Linked DNA regions of Homo sapiens: region 1 is linked to region 2. A link is a contact called in ENCODE Hi-C or POLR2A ChIA-PET data. All regions are on one chromosome and are shown on one strand. Each heading gives the region's core, a stretch centred on a gene start or an enhancer-like site at or near the end of the contact. The rest is flanking DNA. Distances are from core to core; before and after follow the strand shown. Region 1 has its middle 110 kb from the start of BANF2. Region 2 has its middle 52 kb from the start of BANF2.

Evidence for each region. A loop is a pair of places that touch in the nucleus more often than their neighbours do. ChIA-PET counts read pairs that join two places held with the same protein, here RNA polymerase II (POLR2A). Pooled maps may share reads with other maps.
Region 1: a loop to region 2 is called in a map of Right ventricle myocardium inferior, with 3 times the contacts of the local background. The contact joins two enhancer-like sites. A Hi-C loop is called at or near these places in 5 of 168 maps with a recorded cell type or tissue (HepG2, IMR-90, Right ventricle myocardium inferior and 2 more) and 1 of 50 pooled maps. POLR2A ChIA-PET finds 5 or more read pairs at or near these places in 3 of 52 experiments (AG04450, OCI-LY7 and activated T-cell).

Annotation. Positions count from the first base shown.
Region 1 is chr20:17,803,240-17,808,300 of GRCh38, reverse strand. No RefSeq gene overlaps it. Among named protein-coding and RNA genes, the nearest start is that of BANF2, 110 kb to the right of the region's middle. RefSeq lists an enhancer at 4,954-5,061. Within about 2 kb of position 1,485, at least 23 of the 41 ENCODE cell types and tissues checked have a DNase peak (open chromatin) inside an H3K27ac peak, as active enhancers do.
Region 2 is chr20:17,748,866-17,754,262 of GRCh38, reverse strand. No RefSeq gene overlaps it. Among named protein-coding and RNA genes, the nearest start is that of BANF2, 52 kb to the right of the region's middle. RefSeq lists enhancers at 1,134-1,839, 3,165-3,717. Within about 2 kb of position 3,687, at least 10 of the 41 ENCODE cell types and tissues checked have a DNase peak (open chromatin) inside an H3K27ac peak, as active enhancers do.

The DNA of each region.
Region 1 (5,061 bases), core at 236-2,735, 56 kb before region 2:
TCTTAAAAGCCACTTGTTTTTAAGAAAACACATAAAACTCTTAATTATAAAATTCACACATATTCGTTAAAGAAAACTTGGAAAACACAGATGAATATAAAGAAAGAAAAATGCATTGACATTCTACTCAAAGAATCTTCACTAAACGTTTGCTATAGTCCTTTTCAATTTTTTTTTCCTATGCACAAAAAATGTATATTTTTGTTTGCCTGCTGTAGTTATAACTATATATTTTAGGGTGATTGTATGATTGTGGTGGGAAGATTCAAACCCTCCCTGGGGTCAAAGGAATGATTTGAGATCCCTACTTTTCAAACCTTCTGGGTATAAAGGACCTGTTTTTTTTTAAATTTCCAACCCATCACTGACCACATATGAAGCAGCACGCTATGTGTCACTGACCTTGTGGGTTCACTGTCGCCCCACCTGGGTCATGTTGAGTCCAGCAGACACTTGATTGGGTGCCAGAGCAATGTCAGATTGCTCTAAAAGTTTCTAAGCAATCACTCTGCTTCCACACTGATTTCTTTATGGCAGAACTGGCCTGACCATGATCACCAAACTACAGCCCTTGGGCCAAATCCTGCCTACCACTAGGTGTGAGCTAAGGATGGTTTTTATATTTTAAATGGTTGGGGGAAAAAATCAGAACAATGTTTCATGACATGAAAATTCCAAGAAATTCAAATTTAAAAAATTCAAATTTCAAAAATCAATGAAATTCAATTTTGAAAAGTCTCTTCGAGATAGAGCCATGCTCATTCCTTTGCACATATGTGGCTGCTTTCTCAGTACAACGACAGAATCAAGTCGCCGAGACAGGGACCGACCATCCTGGCCTAAAATGCCTGAAATATTTACCATCTGGCTCTTTACAGAAAAGTTTTGCTGACCCTGATCCAGTTCAATGGTTCCCACATTTGCTGCTTTTTATAATCATTGGAAACTTAAAAAAACAGTACAGCTCGCCAGTCCCCTCCCCGCCCCAGGTGACTGTGACGTCAGCAGTTCTGGGACGCAGCAGCCAGGTGTGCCCTCAAGCGGCTTTCCCAGGACGGGGCCCGCGGCTCTGTTCAGAGTCTCCTTTGGGACAAAACCCCTTGTGTCCCGAGCTGCTCCAAATGTGGTCCCCGCCACAACATTCCCCGTGGGTCCAGCCCTTTCCGGGCACCCTGTAGCTGGGGTTCACTTCCTCCTCAGCCCTCTGCACCATGACCTCGGCCTCCTTCTTCCTCGCAGCCTGCAGCAGGCCCCCTGGGCTTTCCCGATGTCACCCCAGCCAGGGCCTCCTCGGGCTCTCCCCAGCAGAGGGTTTCTAGAATTCTTGGCCTGCCCCCCCGGGGCGGCTGGGAGGAGCAGCCTGGCCCCACGTCCTGAGGGCCCGGCCACAGGGCTCGCCTCGTCTGGGCCCCACGCAGCTCCCACCCTCTGGTTTATGCTTCTGGCACCAGCACTGGAGTCCTGAGCCAAATGCACACATGGCCTGAGCAGTTCTGTGGGGGAGTGGAGAGGAGTGAGCTGGAAGGGAGAGAGCTGATAAAGCCGCGTCTCTGCCTGTGCGGATTCCTTGTCTTTCCTGAATTCCTTCCTCACTCCTCCATTTTTATATTTCTCATTCCTTTCCTCCTCGCTCCGTTCCCTCTTCCTTCTTTCTCCTCCTTACCCTGCTACTTCTCTCTCTGGCATTGTTACCCCTCCTGCCTTGAGTTTTTGAGTCAGATCTGCTACTTCTAGGACAACCCCCTCTTCCTGAATGGGATGTGGGACACAGCGGCTCAGGCTTCGGGGCTGGAAATGTGCTCACTTTATTCAGGGAAAATGTGTTCCGGTCCTGTCCTCAGAGAGCTCACAGTTTATGAGAGAGCCAGACAAGCCGCAGGCAATTTTATGTGTACATATGTGCTATTTGTTTGTTTGTTTGAGACAGGGTCTTGCTCTGTCGCTCAGGCTGGAGTGCAGTGGCAATCTTAGCTCACTGCGGCCTCAACTTCCTGGGCTCAAGCAGTCCTCCTGCTTCAGCCTCTCAAGTAGCTGGGACAACAGGCACCCCTCACCACACCCAGCTAATTTAAAATTTTTTTGTTGTTGAGATGGGGTCTCGCTATGTTGCCCAGGCAGGTTTAGAACTCCTGGCCTCGAGTAGTCTCCCTGCTTCGGCCTCCCATGGTGCTAGGATTACAGGTGTGAGCCACTGCACCTGGCCATGTGTTGTTTTTAAAATTTTTCTTTAATTGAAAAACAATAATTGTATATATTTATGAGTTATGATGTGATGTTTTGATATGTGTATACATTGTGGAATGATTATATCAAGCTAATTAACATATCTATCACCTCACATATTTACCATTTTTTTTGTAGTGAAAACATTTAAAATCTATTATTTTAGCAATTTTGAAATACACAATGCTTTATTATTAACTGTGGTCATCATGCTGTGCAATAGCTCTTAAAAACTTATTCCTGGCCGGGCACGGTGGCTCACGCCTGTAATCCCAGCACTTTGGGAGGCCGCGGCGGGTGGATCACAAGGTCAGGAGATCGAGACCATCCTGGCTAACACGGTGAAACCCCGTCTCTACTAAAAATACAAAAAATTAGCCAGGCATGGTGGCGGGCGCTTGTAGTCCCAGCTACTCAGGAGCCTGAGGCCGGAGAATGCGTGAGCCCCGGAGGCGGAGCTTGCCGTAAGCCGAGATCGCACCACTGCCCTCCAGCCTGGGCCACAGAGCAAGACTCTGCCTCAAAAAAAAAAAAAAAAAAAAAAAAAAAAACTTATTCCTTCAGTCTAACTAGAAATTCATATTATTTGGTCAACGCCCTCCCCGCTTGCCCCCAGCTCCTGGTAACCACCATTCCATGCTCTATTATTATAAATTCAACCTTTTTAGATCCTCAGATGAGTGAAATCTTGTGCTATATGTCTCCCTGTGCCTGGCTTATTTCACTAAGCACAGTGTCTTCCAGGTTCACCCGTGTTGTCACAAATGACAGGATTTTATTCTTTTTAAAGGGATAATAGTGCTCCATTGTGCATATAACCACCTTTTCTTTATCTCTTCCTCTGTCGATAGACACAGGTTGGTTCCATATATTGGGAATAGTGCTCAATGAGCATGGGAGCGCAGACATCTCAGACACACTGACTTCATTTCCTTTGGCTATATGCTCAGTGGTGGGACTGCTGGATATGGTAATTCTATCTTTCAGTTTTTTTTTTTTTTTTTGAGACAGAGTCTCTGTCTTTCGCCCAGGCTGGAGTTCAGTGGCACGAACTCAGCTCACTGCAAGCTCCACCTCCCAGGTTCACGCCGTTCTCCTGCCTCAGCCTCCCGAGTAGCTGGGACTACGGACACCCGCCACCAAGCCCGGCTAATTTTTTTTTTTTTGTATTTTTTAGTAGAGACGGGGTTTCACCATGTTAGCCAGGATGGTCTTGATCTGCTGACCTCATCATCCACCCGCCTCGGCATCCCAAAGTGCTGGGATTACAGGCGTGAGCCACCGCGCCCGGCCTATCTTTCAGTTTTTTAAGCAATCTTCATACTGTTTTCTGTAATGACTGTCCTAATTTAATTCCCACCAATAGAACCATAGGCTATTTAAATAGTGCCCTAAGGGGCAGCCTAGGGGTAAGAACAGGGCACTTGGTCAGGTAGCACCCAGCAAGAGCCCATCCTGGCTGTGTGTTATGTAAGGGGGAAAAGGTGATCAACTCAGTGCAGGGAATGCTGGAACTAAGTCATGTTCAGGGTAGACAGTGGCATCTGCCCATGGAAGCCGTGGACATGCCCCTTCTTAAGACCCATGGACACTCCCCTCACTGAAACCCACAACATGGTCTTAAGTAAGGGAGGCTCAGGAGCAGATTTATACTTTAGAAAACTCATCCTGGCTACAGTGGGGAAAGTAGAACTGGGGGGTACCAATCTAAAGTCAGGAAGGCCATTCTAATCCAGAGAGATGAGGCAGGCCTAAACTCGGGCTGGAGAGGAGGGAGCGGCTTTGAGGGATATTTAGGATTTGGGGGTTGGAAGTGAGGCATGAGGGAAAGTCATGATGAGGAAAGGATGACATCCAGTTTCTAGTGTGGTTCTCTCAGTGGATGGTGTTCTGTCAGTTACTTCTGTAATAATGCTGCATAACCAATAAGCCCACAGTCTCAGTGGTTTACATCAACAAAGATTTTATTTCACATCCATGAGACTGAAGGCTGGCTGCCGTTGGCTGATCTTGAATGGGCTTGTCTGGGCCAGACTTCTGATTGGGTTCAGGATGTTCCACATGACCTCATTCTGGAGCCTAAGCCAAAGGGCAGTAACTATCTGGTGGAAAATCATGGGAGGGAAGATCACACAAGCATCTTTAAAATCTCATCTTGCATCACATCCAGGGCAGAGGTAAATCAAGGCCACCAGAGGAAAGAGGAGATAAGGTCACTAGGGGCTGAGGGCTGGGGCTGCTGGCTGGAATATCTGTCTGGGTTTCCTCTTATCCCTAGGCCAACCGAGGTCACAGTTGTGATGTGTTTCTCAAGTCTTTAAAACGATGCCAGGGAACAGAGATGTGGTTATCAGAATTAGGTACAATGAAAGTCTTTTTCCCTCCAATAAATATTGGATGCACATCCACTACGTGCCAGATGGACCATTTCCTCCTGTGAGGTAGGCATGGCAGCTGGAATCAAGGCCTAAGTTTAAAGCTGTGTCATGGAAAATAGGTTTCTGGTGTCCTAAGGGTTAGTTGTACCATCAAATAGAATTTCCATGGGAATTTCAGAATAATCAATTATGTACACTTTATGAATTTAAAATTGTAGTTGGCTAAAATAGAGACCTGAAAAATAGTGGCTTAAATCCCCAAGTATTTATTCTCTAATTTGTTAGGAAGTTTGGAGATAGGCAATCCAGGGCAGAACCCAAGCTTGTTATGTCTTTCTGCTCCGTTGTCTGCAGCTTGCAGCTTCTACCCTCAGACTCACCTCATGGTCCAATATAGCTGCTAGAGCTCCAGCCATTCGATGAGATATAGGCTAGAAGAAGGAGGTAAGGCAAAAGGGAT
Region 2 (5,397 bases), core at 2,438-4,937:
GCTAATGGAAGCATGTTAGAATTCATCCAGCAAATACCTACGGGTTTCCTGCAGAATGCTTGCCGCACTTAAGGGTGCTGGGGATATACCACCTTACATTCTGGAGATGGGGATACAGACATTTTGGAAGCAAATCAAGATCTTTTTAGAGGGTGATAAGCACCATGAAGAGAATAAAGAGGGCGATATGACAGAGTAGCCAGAGGAGGAGACGACTGGAGGTTGAGTGGTCAGGAAGGGCCTTTTTGAAGAGACAACATTTGAACTTTATGCAGATACCAGTGGAAAAGGCATTGCAGGTGGAGAGAACAGAATGTGCAAAGACCCTGAGGCAGGAATTAACTGGTCTACCTCAAGGATCAGAAAGAAGTCTTGAAGATAAGGGGGCAGGCGTACAAGACGAGGTCTGAGAAAGAGACAGGCACAGGTCACATGGGACCCAGTGAAGCCTCAGAGAGCTTGAATTTTACTCCAAGTGCAATGAAAGGGTGTTGCAGTTTTAAAGATGTGACTGCATCATCTAATTTGGTTTTTAAATAATTCTTCTGGCTGCTGGGCAGCGGACCAAAGGCCTAGGGTAGGGAGGGGAGTAGAAGGGAAGGTGTGGAAACAGGGCTGGTGGAGAAAAGTTGTCCTCTTCCAACTAGAAGTAGTGTGTGGCATGAGCTATGGAGGTGGGAAGATGGTCGGTACATTCTGGAGTTGGTGTGGACAGGACTAATGTTGAACAGGACATGGGTGGGACAGGAGGGGAGACTACAACTTTAGGGTTGACAAACATAATCACTTCTGCGCTGAGCTATTGGTAATTTCCCAAAAAGGGGCTGTCACTTGTCACCCCTTCATCCTCCATGGCCTGCCTGGGATATTAGGACAGTGCCTTGAGACCTTCCTGGGGAGGCAGCACCCTCACCATCACACAGACTTTTTGGAACAGGGGCCAAGCTTCTCTCCATGGGCACCCCAGATTCTTGAGGTTGAGGGAGAGATACGTAGTGTGAGAGACTATTTCTGGGGATTCTGAGTGCCTGCATGAACAGAGTACTCCATGGTCCCTCCCCAGTCCCCAGCCCCTGGAGAGGCACTGCATTCTGCAGCCCAAGTGTCTGCAAATCCTGGCAAAGGGAACTTCAACAGACCTCAGAATTGTCCTTTTTTTGTAAGTCTCTGAAAGCCCCTGGATGATTGGAATTTTTGAAGCAAGCTTACATGGTACAGGACTGATGTATTAGTAGTGATATCAGACCTTCTGCTCCCAGGTGAGTGGACCCATTGGGCACTTACTGGCATAGTGCTGCCCCGATTCCAGGTACTGGGGCTATCTTCACAGCCCCATTACAAACCCAACATTGTAAGTAAGTACCCCCATTTTTCTAAGAGATGGCTTAAGTATTTTTTTCTATGTCTTTTCTCATTCCCCTGGTTCCCCACTTCCTACTTAGCCGTTTAGAAATGCAAATATATCCTTTTTCCTCCCCTTCACCAGACTCCCTACAGGGCAAATTCATCTACATGCTCCAAGACAGAACTCTTGAGAGTTAACAGTCAATTTACAAACCAAAGCATGCCCCTTAAGAAACTCTCACCCTCCAGGAGGTTGCCTCAAAAGAGAACAGCCTGCCCATTAGGGCACCAGCAGTGACCAGCTCAACCACCTGGTACCACCACCAGCTCAACCACCTAGACACCAAGCTAACACTCGGACCCCTCACCTTGCCTGCTTCCTCCTCTGCCTTTAAAACAAATTTTTTTTTTTTTTTTTTTTTTGGCAGACAGGTTCTCACTCTGTCACCCAGGCTGGAGTGCCCTGGTGCGATCTCCACTTACTGCAATCTCCACCTCCTAGGCTCAAGCAATCTTGCAACCTCAACCTCGCAAATAGCTGGGACTACAAGTGCACACCACCGCACTCGGCTAATTTTTTGTATTTTTTGTAGAGATGGGGTTTCATGATGTTGCCCAGGCTGGTCTCAAACTCCTGAGCTCAAGCAATCCGCCTGCCTCAGCATTCCAAAGCTCTGGGATTACAGGTGTGAGCCACCATGCCCAGCCCCTCCCCTGCCTTTTAAAAGTGCCCACTTTCTGTTCCAAAAATGAAGTGATACATTCAAAGGCAAGGTGGACACCAGTGCTTCTTCCCGTAAGCTAGCTTTGAAAATAAATCAATTTCTTTATAGCGGACCTCGCTCTTATTCAATGGACTCTGCAGGCAGCAAGCGACTGTCCCACCAGCCTTTTAGTTACAATGCGGATGTCCCTTTCCGTCTTTTACAGCCACACGTTAAGATTTTTAACAATGAAGACCATATTTCTAAATGCAAATTAAAACTGAAAAATGTGGGTATGGTGGCACACACCTATAATCCCGGCTGCTCCGGAGGCTGAGGCGGAAGGATCACTTGAGCCCAGGAGTTTGAAGCTGCAGTGAGCCATGATTGCATCACTGAGCCTGGGGTCACAGAGCAAGACTCTGCCTCTAAAAAAATTAAAATTTAACTTTAAAAATCCTGAAAAATTTAATGCTACTACACCTCCCCCAGAATTGATAAGACTAAAAAGACTGACCCACCCAGTGTCGATAAGGATTTGGGGCAAGCAGACTTCCCGTACATGGCTGGCAGGAGTATAAATTGGTCCAACCATGTTGGGCATCTGTTTGGCAGTGTCCAATGAAATTAACATACATATGCTTTGTTACTCAGCAATCCCACTTTGAAGTACACCCAAGAGAAACGAGAGCATGTGTTTACCAAAAGACACGTACAAGAATATGCTTAGCAGCACTATCTGTCATAGCCAATGAGTAGTCTATTCATACAATGGAATACTATACAGCCACGAGAAAGAATGAATTATTACTGCACACAATATCATGGATGAATCACACCAACATAACATGGAAAGGAGCCAGACACAGAACTGCACATATTTTACACATCCATTTATATAAAGTTCATAAATAGACTAAACGCTCTCTGCTGCTAGATGTCAGCTGTGGGAAAGTGGACCCGTCTGAGACGGGGCCCGAGGGGCCTGCCAGTAATGTCCTGTTCTTTACCTGGGTGGTAGTTAAGTGGCTGTGGTCACTTCTGAAAATTCATCACACTGTTCGCCAATAATTTGTGCATCTTTCTGTGGGTATTACACTTCAACAGAGTTTTGTAAGAGACCATATTCCATAACTCAGTCACTCAAATGGATCTTCAGAAGACTTGTTGAGAATGGATCAAATGGGTCGTCACCATGTTGAGAATAGTATAGAGAACCACTTGGGGCTCTAGTGGCCATTCCAAAGGAGGAATTCCAGAATGTTCTGAGCCAGGAGTGGGTAACCTCAGTAGTGGCTGGGCCCCCAGGGGCCTGGGTGGACAACATCCTTATGGGGAGTGAGAGAGAAGCCCTTTGGTCTAAGGAGGGGCCTGCTTGCCTGTGGGTGACCCCGAGCAGCTCTGATTTTGCTTCCTTTGCTGAGGGCCCAACCCTGAGGCCATTAATTATGGGGCATTGTTTGTCCATTGACTTATGGACACTTTAAAAACATAACTGTATTAGGTTTGGGAATTTTGATCCTGTGCCTGCCCTGGAAGCCTAAGGAGACTGGCCGGAAGTGTTACACAATGGGGAGGTTCCCGAGAGGTCCCCGCGGCTTTGCCGGACTCAGCCAGCCAAGGGATTTCCCTGCTTCCCGTGGGTTCTTCCTCTCCCGCCCCATCGCTTGGGTCACATTGTGGCTGTTCAGGAAACTGCCTGCTTTCAGGAGCACCAGGGGGCTGCCGTCCTTGTTTGGGCATGAGAGTTTGATCCCTGGCAGGTCCTGGTGAGGTCACAGCACCTGAGTCTGTCCCATGGGCAGTCAGGGTCTGGAAGTTGGGTGGGCCACTGGGGGTCCCTGGAGGGCTCCACCCTGTGTGAGCCCTGGGAAGCTTTGCACGCCTCCCAGAAACAAACCTTTGCTCACCCCAGTCACGAGCGAATTTTTCTCTCAGGGTCAACCTCTTCCAGGTTTCACCACAAGGCAGAACAAACAACCCTTGAGGCAGTTGTCTTTCTAGTTTGCTCCAGAGCTGAGTCAAGAAGGAACAGCTGACGGGGACTTAGTAGAACACCAGAGCTCCCACTGATGGCCGGGGAAGAGGGTCGGATGGCTGGGCAGTAGAGGCCCCCAGCTCTCAGTGCTGGCCATTGGCTTGATTCAACACTTACTTATTGCATGCCTACTCATACTAGGCACAGGGCCAGGCCCTAGTGATTAATTTGAATGGGTTGACATAATAAAATAAGTACATTTTAAAATTATATTAGAAGATGATAAGGGCTACTGTGAAGAAAAAACATTTTATAAAGCTGGTAGAGGAGATAGGGGCGGTGTTTTTAATGAGAGGGCCTCCTGCGAAAGTGTAAGCAGAGTCTTAAAGGGTGAGTGAGCTGGGTGGAGGCTGGGGAAGGCTGCTCCAGGCACAGGAGGAGCCGTGCAGAGGCTGGGAGGCCTCTCTGCCAACAAGCGGCTCTGGTGTGTTTAAGGACCAACAAGGGGCCGGTATGGCCAGGGTGGAGAGGAGATGAGAGAAGGAATAGGTCCAGATTGTGCAGGGTCTTCCAGACCATCTTAAGAAATTTGGTTTTACTCTGAGATGGGGTAGGATGTCATCAGACTAACATGAAGCCAGTCCCCAGGTTGGTGACTAGAAAAACCAGCTGCAGTAAGAATCAAAAGTCTTAAAAATGTTTCTGCCTTCTTATTCAGTTAAATGCATTCTTAGGCATCTTCCTTAAAAGAAGAATGGAAAATATTGCAAAGATTTCTGTTTTAGAATTCACTCATTCATTTTTTAAAAAATACGTATATAGCTGCTCATAAAAGCTTTGATTGTAATGGTGAAAAAACTGAAAGCCAAAAAGTCAAAAAGAGAAGGCACAAATCAACACATTATTGGACACAAATTTGATGGATTGTTATACACATAGCCGTTAAAAACCATTTTTCAGGCTGGGTGAGGTGGCTCACGCCTGTAATCCCAGTACTTTGGGAGGCCAAGGTGGGCAGAACATCTGAGGTCAGGAGTTCGAGACCAGCCTGGCCAACATGGTGAAACCCCGTCTATACTAAAAATACAAAAATAAGCCTGGTGTGGTGGTGTGCGCCTGAAGTCCCAGCTACTCGGGAAGCTGGGGCAGGAGAATCACTTGAACCTGGGAGGCAGAAGTTGCAGTGAGCCGAGATAGGGCCACTGCACTCCAGCCTGGGCGACAGAGCGAGACTCCATCTTAAAAAAAAAAAAAAAAAAAAAAAAAACAGCCATTTTTCCAAAAAGATTTAATGATGAGGGAAAATGTTTAAAGCATACAAATGAAAGAAACAGGATAACTTATGTTTGATAAGATCATTTTTAAAATTTT